2 separate regions of the Mus musculus genome follow, and region 1 is linked to region 2. A link is a loop called in an ENCODE intact Hi-C map of the cell type or tissue named here. Cell type or tissue: heart. All regions are shown on one strand. Each heading gives the region's core, and the rest is flanking DNA. Links, peaks and the distances in the headings are about the cores only.

Region 1 (8,399 bases), core at 147-8,146, 270 kb after region 2:
TCAGATTTACTAAATGAAAACAAATACATTCTGTGGAATGTGCTTTGGCCACTTGTTATGAGCAGTGGTATTTAGCTCAAGGTATTGAATCCTTCCTCAACAAGGAAGGTCAGCAACCTGAGCCATACAAGTCTTCTCTCCAAGTCAATGAAATTTAAAATTGGGACAGTGCTCTAAAGTAACTGATTTAGAGCACACACTTCCATGTGTCCAGTGTCATAAAGTCATTTCATTTTGCTATCAGTTGGGATTGGTGGGTTAAAGGGAGACCATTTAAACCCCTGGTGTTACACTGATATTAAGAGAATACAAAATTGGTTCTACCTTTGCTTGCAGCTAGACACATCCTGGTTCTTTTCACCGAGATGTGGAGGATTCACGTGTAAGAGTGTTGGCCTAGCACCAACCTTCAGCTGTGCAACCACAGATCTTTCCTGGCTGCTCCTGGAGTTGATTGTACAGTATATTCTTTGTATTTAACAGTAACGAGAAGTAATGACATGTACATCCCTGACTGCTGTAAACAGTGCAGAGAGAAAACAAGCATGCTCGAATGTTTACGGGTGTTCCCAAACTACACAGAGGTGAAACCCCAGAGCTCTGTGTTGAGGTCATCATTTCAGGAGGCGGGCCTAAAGCTGGAGTTCTAGTCCCCACCACACATTCCTGTGTGAGTACAACAGAATGAAACCCAGTATAAGGTCAAAGCAGAGGGAGGCTGCTTATGTTCAAAGAAAAGAGATAGTCAGCCAACTGCAGGTTTCATATTAGCACCAAAGAACAAACTAATTATAAAGCTCCACAGAGACACAGTCCACATGAGAAGACCTTTTCCACTCCAGCATTAGCTCTGTACAACAGTGGTAAGAGGAGAGGGGAGGAGCAGAGAGAGGGAGACGTTCTGTTTGGCATGGGGAGATCTTAGGTGAGACTGCTAAGTCTCCTTGGATAGTCACCTCTTCCTTTTGCTACCATTTCTTCAGCAATATCAAGAGACTCAAGTCTTAGGAAGCAGTCTGAGACTTTCAGTTCCTGATTTGTTCAGAAGATGGATGGTAAAGTTTTATTTTGTGTGTGTGTGTTGTTTTAAGTGAGATGCTTATTTCAGAGAATGCAAATCATTTAAGTGAAAGTATGGTGGTTACTTTCTTTGTAAACTTCATTGCTTGTGTGAAAGACATATTCTCATTATTTCCCCTGTACTGTCATTGTCTTCAGAAATGTAAATGGGCTGTTTACAGTGCAGGAAGCTTCCCTGGCTTTTGAAGTTTTCAGAATTCATGTCCTTTGGGGACACACCAGCAATTATCTGTCACCTCTGAGGTCAGGAGGTCTGAAAGCCATTGCTTATGCTTTCCCCTTCCAAGAATTCCAGGCGGCCTACTTCCAGGGATGTTCTCACAAATATGCCATGTATTTATGAAACCAGAAGTCGCCTGGAGTTTCCTTGGCTGTGGCAGACAGCAATGCGGTTTGTGTCCTTAGCTGTGGCAGAGAGCAATGTGGTTCTTGCTGCTTTTCAAGCATCACACTTGAGAAGCTCATGAACACCAATACATCTAGTAAAACAGGTTTCTTTTGTTTTCAAAGGAGAACACTGCCACATGCCTTATCCCACCGTTCTCTGAACTTTGTGGCCTTTTTCTGTGCACCCTCTCTGGAGTCTTGAAAGCTCCAGTTTCCCCTCCTTCACAGCAGACAATACTATTCTTTATTTCTGCTTAGACAGAACATTGGTTTTGGTAAATAGCACGGTACTCTTTTGAGTCCCCCTGATATCAACTTACTTATTCTTTTTCAGCTGTTCAGAGCTATTCTGCTGCTTCATAGGACCATCGGGGCTTAGGATAAAGAGGAGTTATTCATTTTTAAAAGTTGACCTGTTTAGAGAAGAAAGAGAGCCAAAGTGAGTACTGATCCAATTTCCCTCACAAGTTTGGAATGTGAAGGCAGAGAGAAGACACATATAAAGGAGTGTGTTTTTAAAAGCATGAGATCCTGGGATGGAAGGGGGCTCTGGCTTCGGTTCCCTCAGTTCCTTTTGTAGAAGAAAATGCTCAGACTCTCTCAGAGGGTTTTGCGAATGTCTTCTAGTACTGTTGTTAGCAGCATTGGTGGCTTCCCATGCTGATCTGAGAAACAAATTGACACACATATGAAAGAAGAAGTGACGTGCTGGAAGACATCAGAGCTGCAGAGAGAACAGGCAGTGTGTCCCGATGATAGGTCTTAGAAAGAGCTCATTTATTCATTTCATAAAATTTTCATTTATTCAATGGCAACATGGCTACAGACATACCACATAGGGTTCAGTAGCTTAGGTCTGTGTCAAAGCTGCTATCGGTAGATGTGGAGACAAGCCTGGATCTGAATGTTGGATCTTTCCTTGTGCCTGAGTGGCCTGGGATCTCCCTCTTGCTACCTACTCACACTGAACAAATAGTGTGTAGGCAGGTCTCAGTTTCTTAGGAAGTAGCAGAAAGGAATCCAGGGCATAGACATCACTGCTCAAAAGTAAGAGATGGGGGAAGAGACCCATCGTTCTTGTTCTATTGGTGTATGCTGGAGTGGAAACTCATAAAGGACATGACAGGATACACTTGTTTCCTAAACTGTATACATTTTTTTTGTTAGGCATTTATGCCTAAGAGAAAAGAAGCGATTGTTTTGAATGTATGTTACATTTTCTGTTACCTTAACTCTATTTTACCCAGTCATTTCTCAGTGATAGCCAAAGGGCTGGGTCCTGTGGTACTACAACTATCCTGAAAGACCTCTGTTTTCCTTGCTAACTCCTACCATTGAGCCCCACAAGTCCTAGGGTGCCCCAATCTAGGGATTGCTCATATTTTGCTTTTAAAAGGGAGTTAGAGAGATAGCTTGGACCTACTACAATATAGGAGTCTGTTTAACCCTCTTCCTTGAAGCATATCCTGTACAGATGGCACAGCCAGCATAACCTGCCTCCATGACTCCTTTCAGACTTCAAAAGCTCTTCCTTTCTTAACAGTCTGTGTTAAGCACATATCCAGAGCAGCACACGTGTATGTGTATGCACATGAGCACCTGGAGTTCACAGAGACTCCAGACAGACATGTTTCTGCTTAAATACAGAGAGGTTTGAAGTCTGTTTTAAATTGATGGAGAATCACCACTCTTTGCAGACTGTATCTGAAAGAGAAAAAAACATACAAAAAATAATCTCAGCATATTTAGGCCACATTAACTATGTTCCAGTGTGCTGCTTATCTGTTTAAAGACAATTACCACAGTTTTCTGGATGAGGCAAGACAAAATATCCAGTAACTTAGCAACATAAACAGAAAAGAGCCAGCACTACTACAGATTTTTCTCTTGGGCTGGATCACAAAGTACTGGCAAGAAAAAAGCTGACAGCCCTAGCCTTGTCCTGCTGAGGTCACTGTGGCCAGGGTAGTGTCCTGTGCACATGCTGCAGTGTCACATGCACATTGTCCCAAGTTCCCAGCCAGCAAATTTTCTTCCCTTGGTGCTGAAGATGAAACACTAAGTTTCACATACTATCTAACTCTGAATCACACCCCAGCCCCATTGCCATGGCCCTAAATAAAGCTCTCCTTTTGTATGTGACCCACAAGAATGTAAATTAAATGTTGCATATAAAGTTAAAATGCAAACTTCCTTTCCAATTTGTGTTACATCTGTCGAGGATCAGAAGCTGTTAGCAAAGTAATTTGGACCTTTTGTTCAAGAAACTTCGAATGGGCTTTATCCTTACTTGACCCATTCAAGGTAAGTCTCTTGAGTCTCAAGGCGTTGTACAGAGATAAGAGAACTTGTGCTTACACAAATAAGGTGCACACCCCAGCTTGCCTAGTTAGTTGCTAAGGGATTGGACAGTAAGTGCCTTGAGCCACGTGCACCTTTGCCTTCTTGTTGGCACCACAGACGTAATAATATTTATTACTTGAAGGCAGCGGTTCTCAACTTTTCTAATGCTGTGACCATCTAATCCAGTTCCCTATGTTGTGATGCCTCTCAGCCATAAAATTATTTTCATTGCTAGGTCATAACTGTAATTTTGTTACTGTTATAAATCATAATATAAAATGTCAATGTTTTCTGATGGTCATAGATGACCCCTGTGAAAGGGTTGTTCAACTCCCAAAGGCCAAACTGTGTTACTACACTTAGACTAGGAGTGCTCAGGCTTGACTGTACCTTATCTCTCCTGGGAGCCAACCCTCTGGCTACCTGACCTGTCAGTCATCATTTCTCCTCCTGAAGAATGACAAATATCTGACATTAAAGGTCCCCACCCCATTATTTAACCAGTTAGTCACCTTTGAAAAAATTTTTTTTCTGAACATTGAAGGAATCCCTTCAGTGCAGCCACATCCAGGATGAGGCAGGGGGAGACTTGATCTAGAACGTGGCACAACATGGTAGATGAGAAGATATTTGGGGGGAGAATAAAATCAAGTATCCCTCAGAGTGTGTGCTCTTGGCATGCTTGTATGGGAGATGCTTGCACAGTAAGTACGTCAAAGGTGCCCCCAGTTTGGACAACTTCCAAAATCTACCAACAGGAATTTGAATGCACCTTGTTTGGTACACTTCTTTCTGAGCTAAGTTTGCCCTTCCCTCACAGGCACTGTACACAATCTGCATGCTTTATGGCTGCTCCAACAGCCCTCAGGCATGGGTGCAGAAATCCTTAGTGCTGGCTTATTTATGGTTTTTAATTCTTCCGGCGTGTGAGTCTGCTTTTTGTCATTCCTGTCACATGTGGGCTCTTCTGAGTTGCATGCTATCTTCCCTGTGATAAAAAAAAAAAGCGCACCAAATCCACACACCTTCTCAGACTCTGAGTCACGTTTTGACAGTAATTTCTATTATGGATCCAGTAAGAACTTGGGGAAGATCAGTTTCAGTCTGCGACTTGATTTTTAATTCCCTTCCTGGTTGATCACTTAACCTGGTGCATTAATATCCATGCTCCATTCTAGATGCCTTGAATAAGAACTGCAAGTTGTGAGAAAGTTTAAAACAAACACTGGCTCACTATGGCCTTCCGTAGTTAGCTCATGTCAGAAACAAAACGTGTAAGTGGTGATCTCACACTTTCTCTCCAGTTGGAAGGCATGGGACGTTTTTCCAGAAAAAAAAATTTGTGGATAATACAGATTTTTAAAAATCATCTAACATTATAAAAATATCTCCTCTCTTCTCCACACTCCTGCTTTTAATTTCTATGTATAATATTATTAGGGAATGTGTAATTTTTCTAATGCATATCTTAACATCAAGGGACATTTTTAATCAACTAGATTAACTGGCAATGTCAAGATTATCTTGTCAAATTAAGAAATGATGTATATCAGTCAAACAACTAAAAAGTTCTGGGAAGGTCATTTTTTTTTAAAATGTATTTTCGTTCAGAAATTAATTCAAAATTAAAGCCATGTTATTTTAGAGCTCTGTTCTGGAAACTGTTGGCTATAACCATCATAATAGTGGAAAATCAAAAAGGGAACTTCAAGAGACTTTCAGTGTCACTAAACACACTTTGTCAAGTGCTTCAAATTTTTAAAGAGCAGGTATAGGTACTTGAACAGAAGGCACAGGTGTGTTGGTAGCACAAAAAGGCCACCCTTGGAGGAACAGATCACATGATCCACTCTGCATTCTTCCCCAAAGACTAACCAGTGCAGAAGCAAGAGCTAAAAGAAACACACTCTTAAGAAACACCACAGGGGCCTGGAGAGATAGTTCACCAGAGTAGGTGGCAAGCACCTTTTTCTTCTGAGCCAAGTTCAAACCTCAGGACACACATGGTAGAAATAGTGGCTTCCCACAAGTTGTCCTCTGACCTCCACCTGTGCGAACTACCTCTCCCCAAAACACAAGTACAAACAATAAATGAGCAATCAAATGTTTACATCATAGTCTCAGGTCAGCACACTGTCTCTGCTAACCCGGACAGTAGTGGTTGTACTTCTTGCCCTGTTCCTACATCATGCAAAGGACCCCGCCTCTTAGCCCCTGCAATCATTACCTTTTGCTCTGAACCTTCCCTTTACGGAAGCTTCCCTTTTATCAATTGTCTTGTAAATGTCACCACTGAGACACAAGTTCTTCTGTAGCACAGTTTATATTTAACTTCAGAATATATCCACTGTGGAATATACTTAGAAACAATAGCAAGCAATATATTTAGGATGAATTTACTAATCTGATTCCCACCCCCACCCCCAGATTAAGTCCTATTTATGTCATTAGTTATACATGGCTGTGTTCTTCCTGAATCTTAAGAATACATCCTTCAGACTTCATGACATTGGGCTACCTGAAGCCTGCATCCTGGTCACAAGTTTGCTTAGGAGGCAGATCCCATCACAGTGGTGAGAAAAGAGCCCAGGCAGCCTCTCAGGAGATCACAGCTGCTGTCTCTGGCAAGCTCTGAGCTACACCATGTTCTCTGGGATTGGAACTCTTTATTTTTTTCTTCTTTCAGTTGGTCTGCAAATAGGATTCTACAATAACCCATGTGCATGAAGTCTCCAAATCAGAATTTGCTGAGCTAAAAAGAGCACTAAATGAGATGGGCTGGCTTTCAGTTGGTGAGAATGCAATCTATAACTACATAACAGTTCTTTACAAAATAAGCAAGCAGACTCACTGGGCATTTCCATTCAACTGGAAATATCCAAGCTTATTTAACTCAATTAATTGTTCTTGTCCATTTTTTTTTACAGCCTAGCCAGTGTCCATTAGCAATTAGTTATGAATGGCACATTTGATATGGAAACATCTCATTTGAGGTGCTACTGTGGTTTATTTTGAAAATTTGGTTAGCTTTGTTCTAACAGCTTTAAAAGCATTACAACCCGTCCTATCCGGGAGCTTAATGAACATTCCATACAACTTACCTTGCCAAAATTTTGGACTGAAATAAAATCCTCACCATAACTGAACAGACCAATAGAAATGGTAACAAATATCAACAAATATACTTAAAACTCAAGAAAGCCTTGCAGGTTCCTTTAATGAGTCACAACATATAAAGATTTTAATATGAAGGCTCCATGCTACCAGCAAAAGCTAATTTCCTTGGCAGACAAAATTGTAATAAACATTATGCTATGCACCTTGGTTTAAGTTATTAGGACAATGGGGGGTGTATGTGATGGGGCATGTTCGGGGAGCACAACAGGAGGGGGATGAAGACTGGACTATAAAAAAGGATTAAAGATTAAAAAAAAAAAACATGTTTTTAGGACAGTGTGTGACCCAGATTACACAACTAATGTTAAGAGAAAGATTTTTCTTTTGGATTTTTGTTGCTGGGTATACCCATTTTCATATGCAAGCACACACACACACATTCTTCATCTATTAGAGATGAGTGAGCTGGCCTGCTCTCATTGCTTCAATTGTGTTCTGCCTCCTAAGAATTCTCATGACAGCAACTTGGGCTTTCAAGTGGCCCAGTGTAGTCAAGTTCAAAACAATATATTCCTAAGCTTCAGGAGGAATGTAGGTATGTTTGATCCATGATATAAACATCATTTAATTCATTAATATTAGAGCCCTGTATGAATCTTCCAATGCTCCTTGTAATAAACCCCAATTAAAGCATGATTGCTTCACACAGAAGCCTCCAGCAAAAGACTTCTGCCTGTTTGAATGCCATTAGTGGAGTAGACAGCTCTCCATTCTCAAAGAATTATTTGTACACACATTGTACTGACCCACTTGAGTATGTCAGATTATGTTATGTCAGAGCTCTGAGGAACTTCATATAAGGTTTGCACCTTCATAGGTATGCCTGGTCCCTGTCACTGGCCATTCTATTGTAGGATGTCAATAAACATGAAGAATAGACAATGGGAAGTGGGAAATGGCAAACAGCAGAGGACATGAATCAGCATGTGCTTTGAAATTAGAAAATGGAAGTCACTGCAGAGAGAGAACCAATAACAGCTAAATAAAAGTTAGATAACACTGCACATTACTGCCAATATATGTGTGCCCTTACTGAGGACATACACAATAATGTGTGACCTGAAGAATCATTTGATGCTTTGGCAAGATGATTGAGGGTCTGCAGTGCACATACAACTCAGCCCTTCCTTCACCTCTAGGACATCTTGGCAAATGTGACAGTTTGAGTGACTAGTGTTCTTTGCCAGCTATAGGCTACTTATATGGTGCTGTGAATGGGCCAAGAATCTGGCCTCTGGAACACAGCATTCCTTGACAGTCATTAAGTAAGGTTTCTGAGGAAAAAAAATATTTATGGCTGTGGGATTGTTTTCTTGAAGATACCTAGAGAACACAGGTGTAACTATGATGCTTTCCTTACTGACTGGGCCTTAGCTTAGTCATGACATTTACACATGAAAGTGAAAACTTGC
Region 2 (8,399 bases), core at 356-8,355:
GAAGGATTACTTTCTTGCTTTTTCTAGGGCATGGTTTCTGTCCTTGTATTGGTTTTTTTCTGTTATTATTCTTTGAAGGGCTGGATTTGTGGAAAGATAATGTGTGAATTTGTTTTTGTCGTGGAATACTTTGGTTTCTCCATCTATGGTAATTGAGAGTTTAGCTGGGTATAGTAGCTTGGGCTGGCATTTGTGTTCTCTTAGTGTCTGTACAACATCTGCCCAGGATCTTCTGGCTTTCATAGTCTCTGGTGAAAAGTCTGGTGTAATTCTGATAGGCCTGCCTTTATATGTTACTTGACCTTTTTCCCTTACTGCTTTTAATATTCTCTTTTTATTTAGTGCATTTGTTGTCCTGATTATTATGTGTCAGGAGGAATTTCTTTTCTGGTCCAGTCTATTTGGAGTTCTGTAGGTTTCTTGTATGTTCATGGGCATGTCTTTCTTTTGGTTTGGGAAGTTTTCTTCTATAATTTTGTTGAAATATTTGCTGGCCCTTTGAGTTGAAAATCTTCATTCTCATCTACTCCTATTGTCTGTAGGTTTGGTCTTCTCATTGTGTCCTGGATTTCCTGGATGTTTTGAGTTAGTATCGTTTTGAATTTTGCATTTTCTTTGATTGTTGTGCCGATCTTCTGTATGGAATCTTCTGCACCTGAGATTCTCTCTTCCATCTCTTGTATTCTGTTGCTGATGCTTGCATCTATGGTTCCAGATTTCTTTCCTAGGGTTTCTGTCTCCAGGGTTGCCTCACTCTGGGTTTTCTGTTTTGTTTCTACTTCCCTTCTTAGGTCTTGGATGGTTTTATTCAATTCCATCACCTGTTTGATCGTGTTTTTCTGCAATTCTTTAAGGGATTTTTGTGCTTCCTCTTTAAGGTCTTCTACCTGTTTAGCAGTGTTCTCCTATATTTCTCTAAGTGAGTTATTAAAGTCCTTCTTGATGTCCTCTACCATCATCATGAGATATGCTTTTAAATCTGGGTCTAGCTTTTCAGGTGTGTTGGGGTGCCCTGGACTGGGCGAAGTGGGAGTGCTGTGTTCTGATGATGGTGAGTGGTCTTGGTTTCTCTTAGTAAGATTCTTATGCTTACCTTTCAACATCTGGTAATCTCTGCAGTTAGTTGTTATAGTTGTCTCTGTTTAGAGATTGTTCTTCTGGTGATTCTGTCAGCCTCTATCAGCATACCTGGGAGACTAGCTCTCTCCTCTGAGTTTCAGTGGTCGGAGCACTCTCTGGAGGCAAGCTCTCCTCTTACAGGGATGGTGCACAGTTATCTCTCGTTCAGACCTCCCTCCTGGCTGAAGATGAAGGCCCAAAACAGAACCTGTCCCAGAAGCTGTGTTGCTTTGGCCTGTCACAGAAGCTGTTAGCTTCTGTAGTCCACACTCTCACCTGTGCAGACTACTTTCGGTGGAGTCCTGGAAAACAAGATGGCTCCTGTGGCTTCTTGAGAGACCACTTTCAAAAATGAATATTATTAGAATCCTAAATTGATTTACTATTGGCAAAATCAATGCAACTCATTTAACAAAAAAGAAAGGAAGAAAGAAAGAAAGAAAGAAAGAAAGAAAGAAAGAAAGAAAGGGAAAGGAAAGGAAAGGAAAAGAAAAGAAAAGAAAAGAAAAGAAAAGAAAAGAAAAGAAAAGAAAAGAAGAGAAAAGAAAAGAGGATTGGGAAGATTTCCAACTACTTCAGAACAAAAATCAAAAATGCATCTGACAAAATGTAGCCCACACTTGTGACAAATGTTTTCATCAAAGTAGATGTGAAAGGAATCTCACTCTAACAAATGAAAAACAGTTTAAAGATGCATGGTGTCATATCTGATAGCAAAAGACTGGATTTCATTTTCCAATGTCTAGGATCCAGGCTTTACACATGTCACTTTCATTCTGGCTCTCCTAGAAACCATTGGCATAAACAGGACAGAAAATACTACATTGAAAGAAAAAAAACACTTAAGTAGACACAAAAAGTGTGGACTGTATAATTCTTCCCAAATGAACTAAGTCAAAGTTGACAGACAGTAAAAGAAAACATTCTACCAGAGGCTGGGACTGAGACTGGTATCTGTTAACAGGCCCAAGGGTGAGTTTTCAAAGTAAAGGAATCATTCAAAGTCTCTCTCTCTTTTTTTTTTTTTTAGTTCACATTTTGAGTGTTATCCCCCTCCCCAGTTTCCCCTCTGCAAACCCCCATCCCATCCCCTCTAACCCTGCTTCTATAAGTATGTTCACCCACCCACCCACACTCCCACCTCACCCCCTAGAATTCCTCTACACTGGGGCATCAAGCCTTCACAGGACCAAGGGCCTCCCCTCACATTGATGACAGTTAAGGGAGTCCTCTGCTACATATTCAGCTGGAGCCTTGGGTCCTTCCATGTGTACTCTATGGTTGGTGTTTTGGTCCCTGGGAGCTCTGGGAGTTCTGATTGTTTGATATTGTTCTTCTTATGGGGTTGCAAACCCCTTCAGCTCCATCAATCCTTCCCCTAACATCTCCATTGGGATCCCCATGCTCAGTCCGAAGGATTCTGAAGTACATGCATCTATGTTGGTCAGGCTCTGGCAGAGCCTCTCAGGAGACAGCTATATCAGGCTCCTGGCAGCAAGAAATTCTTGGCATCACTAACAGTATCTGGGTTTAGTGTCTGCATATGGTATGGATCCCGAAGTGAGGCAGTCTCTGGATGACTTTTCCTTCAGTCTCTGCTCCACTTTTTGTCCCTGTATTTACTTTAGACCAGAGGAATTCTGGGTTAATATTTTTGAGATGGGTAGGTGGCCCCATTCCTCAACCAGGGGCCATGCCTAACCTCTGTTATGGTCCTTACAGGTTCTCTCTCTCTCTCTCTCTCTCTCTCTCTCTCTCTCTCTCTCTCTCCTTAGTTGGATATTTCAGCTTATGTCATCCTCGTTGTTTTCTAGGAGCCTCTTGCTTTCCTGGCATCTGGGACTTTCTAGCGGCTATCCCCATTTCCCCATCCAATTTCCTGAACAGAACACCAATGGCCCAGGCTCTAAGATCAACTATAGACAAATGGGATCTCATAAACTTGCAAAGCTTCTGTAAGGCAAAGGACACTGTCATCTTAACCAACCCTACATCTGGTAGAGGGCTAAGATCCAAAATATACAAAGAACTCAAGAAGTTACATTCCAGAGAACCAAATAACCCTATTAAAATGGGGTACAGAGCTAAACAAAGAACTCTCATTTGAGAAATATCGAATAGCTGAGGAGCAGCTAAAGAAATGTTCAACAACCTTAGTCATCAGGGAAGTGCAAATCTAAACAACCCTGAGATTCCACCTCACACCAGCCAGAATGGCTAAGATCAAAAATTCAGTTGACAGCAGATGCTGGTGAGGATGTGGAGAAAGAGCAACACTCCTCCATTGCTGGTAAGATTGCAAGCTGGTACAATCACTCTGGAAGTCAGTCTGGCAGTTCCCCCAGACAATTTATATCACTCTTGGGCATAAGCCCAAAAGATTCTCCAACATATAACAAGGGCACATGCTCCATTATGTTCATAGCAGCCTTATTTATAATAGCCAGAAGCTTAAAACAACCTAGATGTCCCTCATCAGAGGAATGGATACAGAAAATGTGGTACATTTACACAATGGAGTACTACTCAGCTATTAAAAACAATGACTTCATGAAATTCTTAGGCAAATGGGTGGGACTAGAAAATATCCAGAGTGTAGTAACCCAGTCACAAAACACACATGGTATGTACTCACTTATAAGTGGATATTAGGCAAAAAGCTTGGAATACCCATGATACAACTCACAGACCATATGAAGCTCAAGAAGAAGGAAGACCAAAAATAATCAAGGGAGGTAGAGAGAGAGAGAGGAATTAAGGGAGGGAGAAAGGAGTGGGGAGGAAATAAGAGGCCAGGATCAGGTGTGAGAGGAGACAGGGGAGATGTACAGAGGATCAGGCAATTGAACAGAGGTGTGTAGCATTTGAAATTTTATGTTGCTGGTTGTGCTCAGTCTTCTTGCACTCCATATGGTCTATTGCAACCCCTTGAACATATAACTTTTATAACTCATGATTGGCTTATTATGCAATGCATAACATTGTAGTTTTGATTATTATATGTCTTAGTGAAGTTAGTATTTTTGTGATGAAACCCCATGACTAAAAGCAAACTGGGGAGGAAAGGATTTATGTGGCTTACATTTTCACACCACCTCCCATAGGTGGAAGAAGTTAGGACAGGAACTCAAGCAGGACAGTAGGAGCTCCTGGAGGCAGGAGCTAATGCAGAGGCTATGCAAAAGTGCTGCTTACTGTTCCCAATGCCTTGCACAGCCATTCTTATAAAACCTGTGACCACCAATCCAAGGATGGCACCATGCACGATAATCTGGGCCTTGCCCATCAGTGACTAATTAAGAAAATCTCCTACAGGCAGAGCCATTTTCTCAATTGAGGTTTCTTCCTCTCTAAAGACTCTAGCTTGTGTCAAGTTAACATAAAACTAACCAGCACATCATACTATAATACAGTTGTTTACAATAGCCTATTGATTGACATAGACTACGTACATGTATGAAAGAGTCATAAACTCATCATTTTGAATAATTAGCAAACACAAACAAGGAAGTGGGAGGTATAAAATTATATACATGTACTTGTGTTATTTAGTTTGAATCTTGAAACAAAAATTAGAATCTGTACTAGGGAACAAGTATTAAACACTAAAAGAACCATGGTGATGCATATTTCTATGTGAAATATCTGGAAAAGACACAAGATGGCGATGTTCCACCAAGAAAATATACACAAATTCTGTGGCTGTATCCAAACCCTGGTGAGCCCTTGGACTGATTCCCCTCCATGCTCTTTTCCAAGGAGCTTTGGAAGCCATTTCTAGTATTGTAATTGCTATCTCCAATCAAAAACTATCCTTTAAACATCTCAAAATCGTATTAACTTTCTCTTTTCAGCTATCACTAATACAGTTCAAAAGTGCAGTAGTTTGATATCAGTACAATATTTACTACTATGGACACTCCTGCCTACTGAATGTTGAAAACTCAGTATAAGTCTATTGTAAAATAGCACCCTAATTTTTTAAAGAGTGCTTGGATCCCTCTAGAGTTCCTGATTTTGTGTTTCAGATAGTCATAAATAGAGGGCAGTGCAGGAACATGGATCTCTGACACAGTGGTGTGGGAAAGACGGAGGAACTGACTCTAAGTCTGTGCACTCTTTAACAACTTTGTCATCTAGGAAAGAAGACATAGCCAGGTTGTTAGGGAGCACCAAGAAACATTCATTCACTCAATGCTACAGAGGAAAGAAAATGGATCCATTTCCCAAACTATCTATTTGATTCAGAATCGCTTTCTTTCTTTCTTTCTTTCTTTCTTTCTTTCTTTCTTTCTTTCTTTCTTTCTTTCTTTCTTTCTTTCTTTCTTTCTTTCTTTCTTTCTTTCTTTCTCTCTGTGACACAGTCCAGCAAAGCCATACTGATGGAAGTGGAAAGGTCAGCGTAGGAACTTTGGGAAGGTCATGAAACCCTCAGCCCTCTGGAAGGGAGAGGCTAATTAGCATTTCTCAGACCTAAGGGCAGGAACCTGCGGGTGGGGACACATTCCTCAGGACAGACCATTGCTCACCTTCAGACAAGGGAAGTCCTTGTCACCTCATTCCCTAAAGACCAATCAGTTTAAAAGGTGCACTGTTCAGCCAATCATATTGTGCCTAGTTGCAGATGCTCTGTTCTGGCCCTGGAAACCATATAAAAATTCCCCAAACTGGTGCTGGGGGGTCACTGCCTCTCCTTTGGGTCTGGACGACTCCAGTGCACTGGAACAATAAATTCCTCTTGCTTTTTGCGTTGATCCTGACTCCACATGGTTCACTCAGGTGTCCCTGGTAAGCTAAGGCTCCCCGGAGTCTTACAAGACTTTGCCACTCTGGTGGCAACAGAAAAATCCAGAAAAGGACATTTGGACTTTGGGTCTAATGTCCAATTTTTATGTGATCCCTGCACTGACAGATGCTCAGCAGCCAAGGCAAGATGATGGAATTGATGGTACATATTACCGTTAAAGTCTCTGGTCTGTGAGAGAGGGACTTGTGGATTGTAATTATGGTACTCCAGGATAGAGACTCAGCCTGCCCTGAATATTGTGCATAATTCTTTGAGCTTGTTCCCAAGTGGCTCTAAGCTCTAGTTTGCTTTTCTAAAAGATGAAGGAAGCCACATCTTTCTCACGGGATTGTTTGTAAGATTAACAGATGCTCTGTGCAAGTGCTGGCACTCAAGGTCTCATTATGCGATTAGTTTGTGTCCCTCCTCTCTTTTGTGGTTACCTGCAATCCTGTGACTAATTCTCTGCTTCTGAGATAAATTCCAGTGGCAAACCTCCAAGTGAGTGCAGGGCTCTGGTCCTGAATGTTTATAAAGGGATGTGAGCATGCTCCTCACAAGGTTTGCTCATATTTTCTGTCCTTTCTTCTGAATCTGGGTAGAAGATTAAATTCTGTCCATTTCTTTTGGCAACAGTAGTTTGCTAAACCTTTCCAAGGGGGACCTTCATATGTCTACACCATGTGATAAGCTGGAAGATGAGAACTTCCCAAGGATATCTCAGAATCACTTGCCTTTCTTAAACACTGGTCTCTAGGGCTTCCCATTTACATGGTACTGTGCTGATCTTCATGTTGCAGCCCCTCACATATCTCAGTCACCTGGACATGGCATCATGTGGTTGTATACATCAGTCATTAGAATACATATATTCCCTCAGCTAATATGGATTTTGAACATCCCTGCAGGGCCCATGCTCCCAAATGTTCATGCCACAGGAAGATTGATGAACTGCTAAGAGGTGGGGTCTATTAGAAGGAAGTAAGGTCACTTATTTGAAAAGGACTATGGGACCCTGTTCTCTTCCTTTGTCTCTGGTTGAGTCCTGGACATGACATGATCCACTTTTCTCCATAAGCATACTTGTTGAATGATGCACTGTCTTATCTCAGGGCTGAAGCCAACTTATCGTAGACCAAAAGTGTGAGAAACAAAACCAAACCAACTTTTTCCTTATAAGCTGGTCCTCTCACACATAAAAGGAAAGCAGATGTACTCTGTCCAACATCATCTATGATTTTTCTTGTATCCTTCCCCTTAACATCTAGCTGATGGTCACCCAGAAGTCCTAACCAGTCAGTTCCTGCACCTTCTCCCTGGCTTCAGCAGGCTGCAGCATTCTCCTGCAAGTTTCTCTCTATTCCTGTACCACCCTACCATGCTCTTCTCTTCCAGGTCCAGGTGTAAACTCTTAATATGCTGCCAATCTGGAGTCCTTCCCTTTAGCTTCTTGCACAGCTTCTTATTGCAGCTAACTTAAAATCTATGCTCCTGTGGACCTCCTGACTGCCTCGCTGCAGTCCTCCCATTTCCCTTTCAGTCACTGTGGTTCCAGTTTATTTTCGGTCTCTTTAATACAACGCATCTTCCCACCCAAACCTCCACACTTACTTCTTTCCTTAACTCCCAGTAAAAAGCACTGTGTCAAGATGTTCTGTATATCTGTGCCTATGTATAGGAACATCTGTAAAGTACCTGTTTGGGGAAGTGGCTTTGTTGTTTAAAAAAAAAAAAAAAAAAGGCCTTTATCTCGTTTATTATTAGCTGAGAGTATCAGGCATAGTCACGTAGAACAGGAATTGGGAAATATTCGATGAATGAGCAAAAGAAAAATAGAATGAAAAATTAGAAAGTGCACAAGTGAAAATCAAGTGAAATTTAGAAAGGTTTTGCTCATCCTAAAAGAAGTAGGCCTTGACACTGGCCCAGAGCCTGTAGTGAATGGAACCTGAGTTTCATAAAACCCTGTCACTGAAAGAAGTCAAAGGGAAAAGAGTGTCATATGTATTCCTTCATTGTGAGGGGTTCTTCCGTGGCTTCTCCATGTAAGACATACAAACCTGGTGTGGCCACATTCCCAGCTTTGGAACTGTACTTACAGACTTGATGTGCGTTGCCTCTCAGATAGCTCTTTGCTATCAGTCAGAGCTTCATGATGTCCAAGGAAGGTGTTGGGATTCTTTTAGAGACACGCACAGTTACCCACAGCAGCAAGAAAATCTTTAATCTGTCTTGTTTATCTGAAAGTAGGATCACAGAATGTTCTGTTTGGTTTTGGCAGCAAGGGTGATGATGAGGTTGTTTCCGCTGGGACAAGGTCAACACTGCTAATATTCATGGCATCAGGACCAAATTTGGACTACTTCTAAATTAGAAAAGTAAAAGTTGCCCAAGGGAACAGATGAGCTAAATGCGAAAGTGAGTGACTAACATCACTAGTTGAAAGTACTCATCGAGCACCTAATCACATGATCAGAGTCAGCTCTTTGCGATT

What was found. Peaks named below come from ENCODE experiments on the same cell type or tissue, not always from the same donor. Only the 100,000 strongest peaks of a DNase experiment are listed, where the experiment ranks them.
Region 1: a loop joins it to region 2, with 2.1 times the contacts of the local background. A loop is called at or near these places in 2 of 42 quality-filtered maps.

The regions. Positions count from the first base shown.
Region 1 is chr11:16,791,839-16,800,237 of GRCm38, forward strand. All of the region lies in intron 1 of Egfr (epidermal growth factor receptor), which reads left to right. It overlaps Gm39584 (a long non-coding RNA gene), which reads right to left and starts at 1,611. Exons shown (of 2, transcript XR_872254.2): 1 at 1-1,611. In heart, for the core only: a CTCF peak has its summit at 3,400; DNase peaks (open chromatin) are centred at 3,433 and 6,423; H3K27me3 peaks cover 1,242 bases.
Region 2 is chr11:16,520,311-16,528,709 of GRCm38, forward strand. No RefSeq gene overlaps it. Among named protein-coding and RNA genes, the nearest start is that of Sec61g, 16 kb to the left of the region's middle. In heart, for the core only: a CTCF peak has its summit at 4,768 (motif pointing right); no DNase peak of the experiment used is centred there.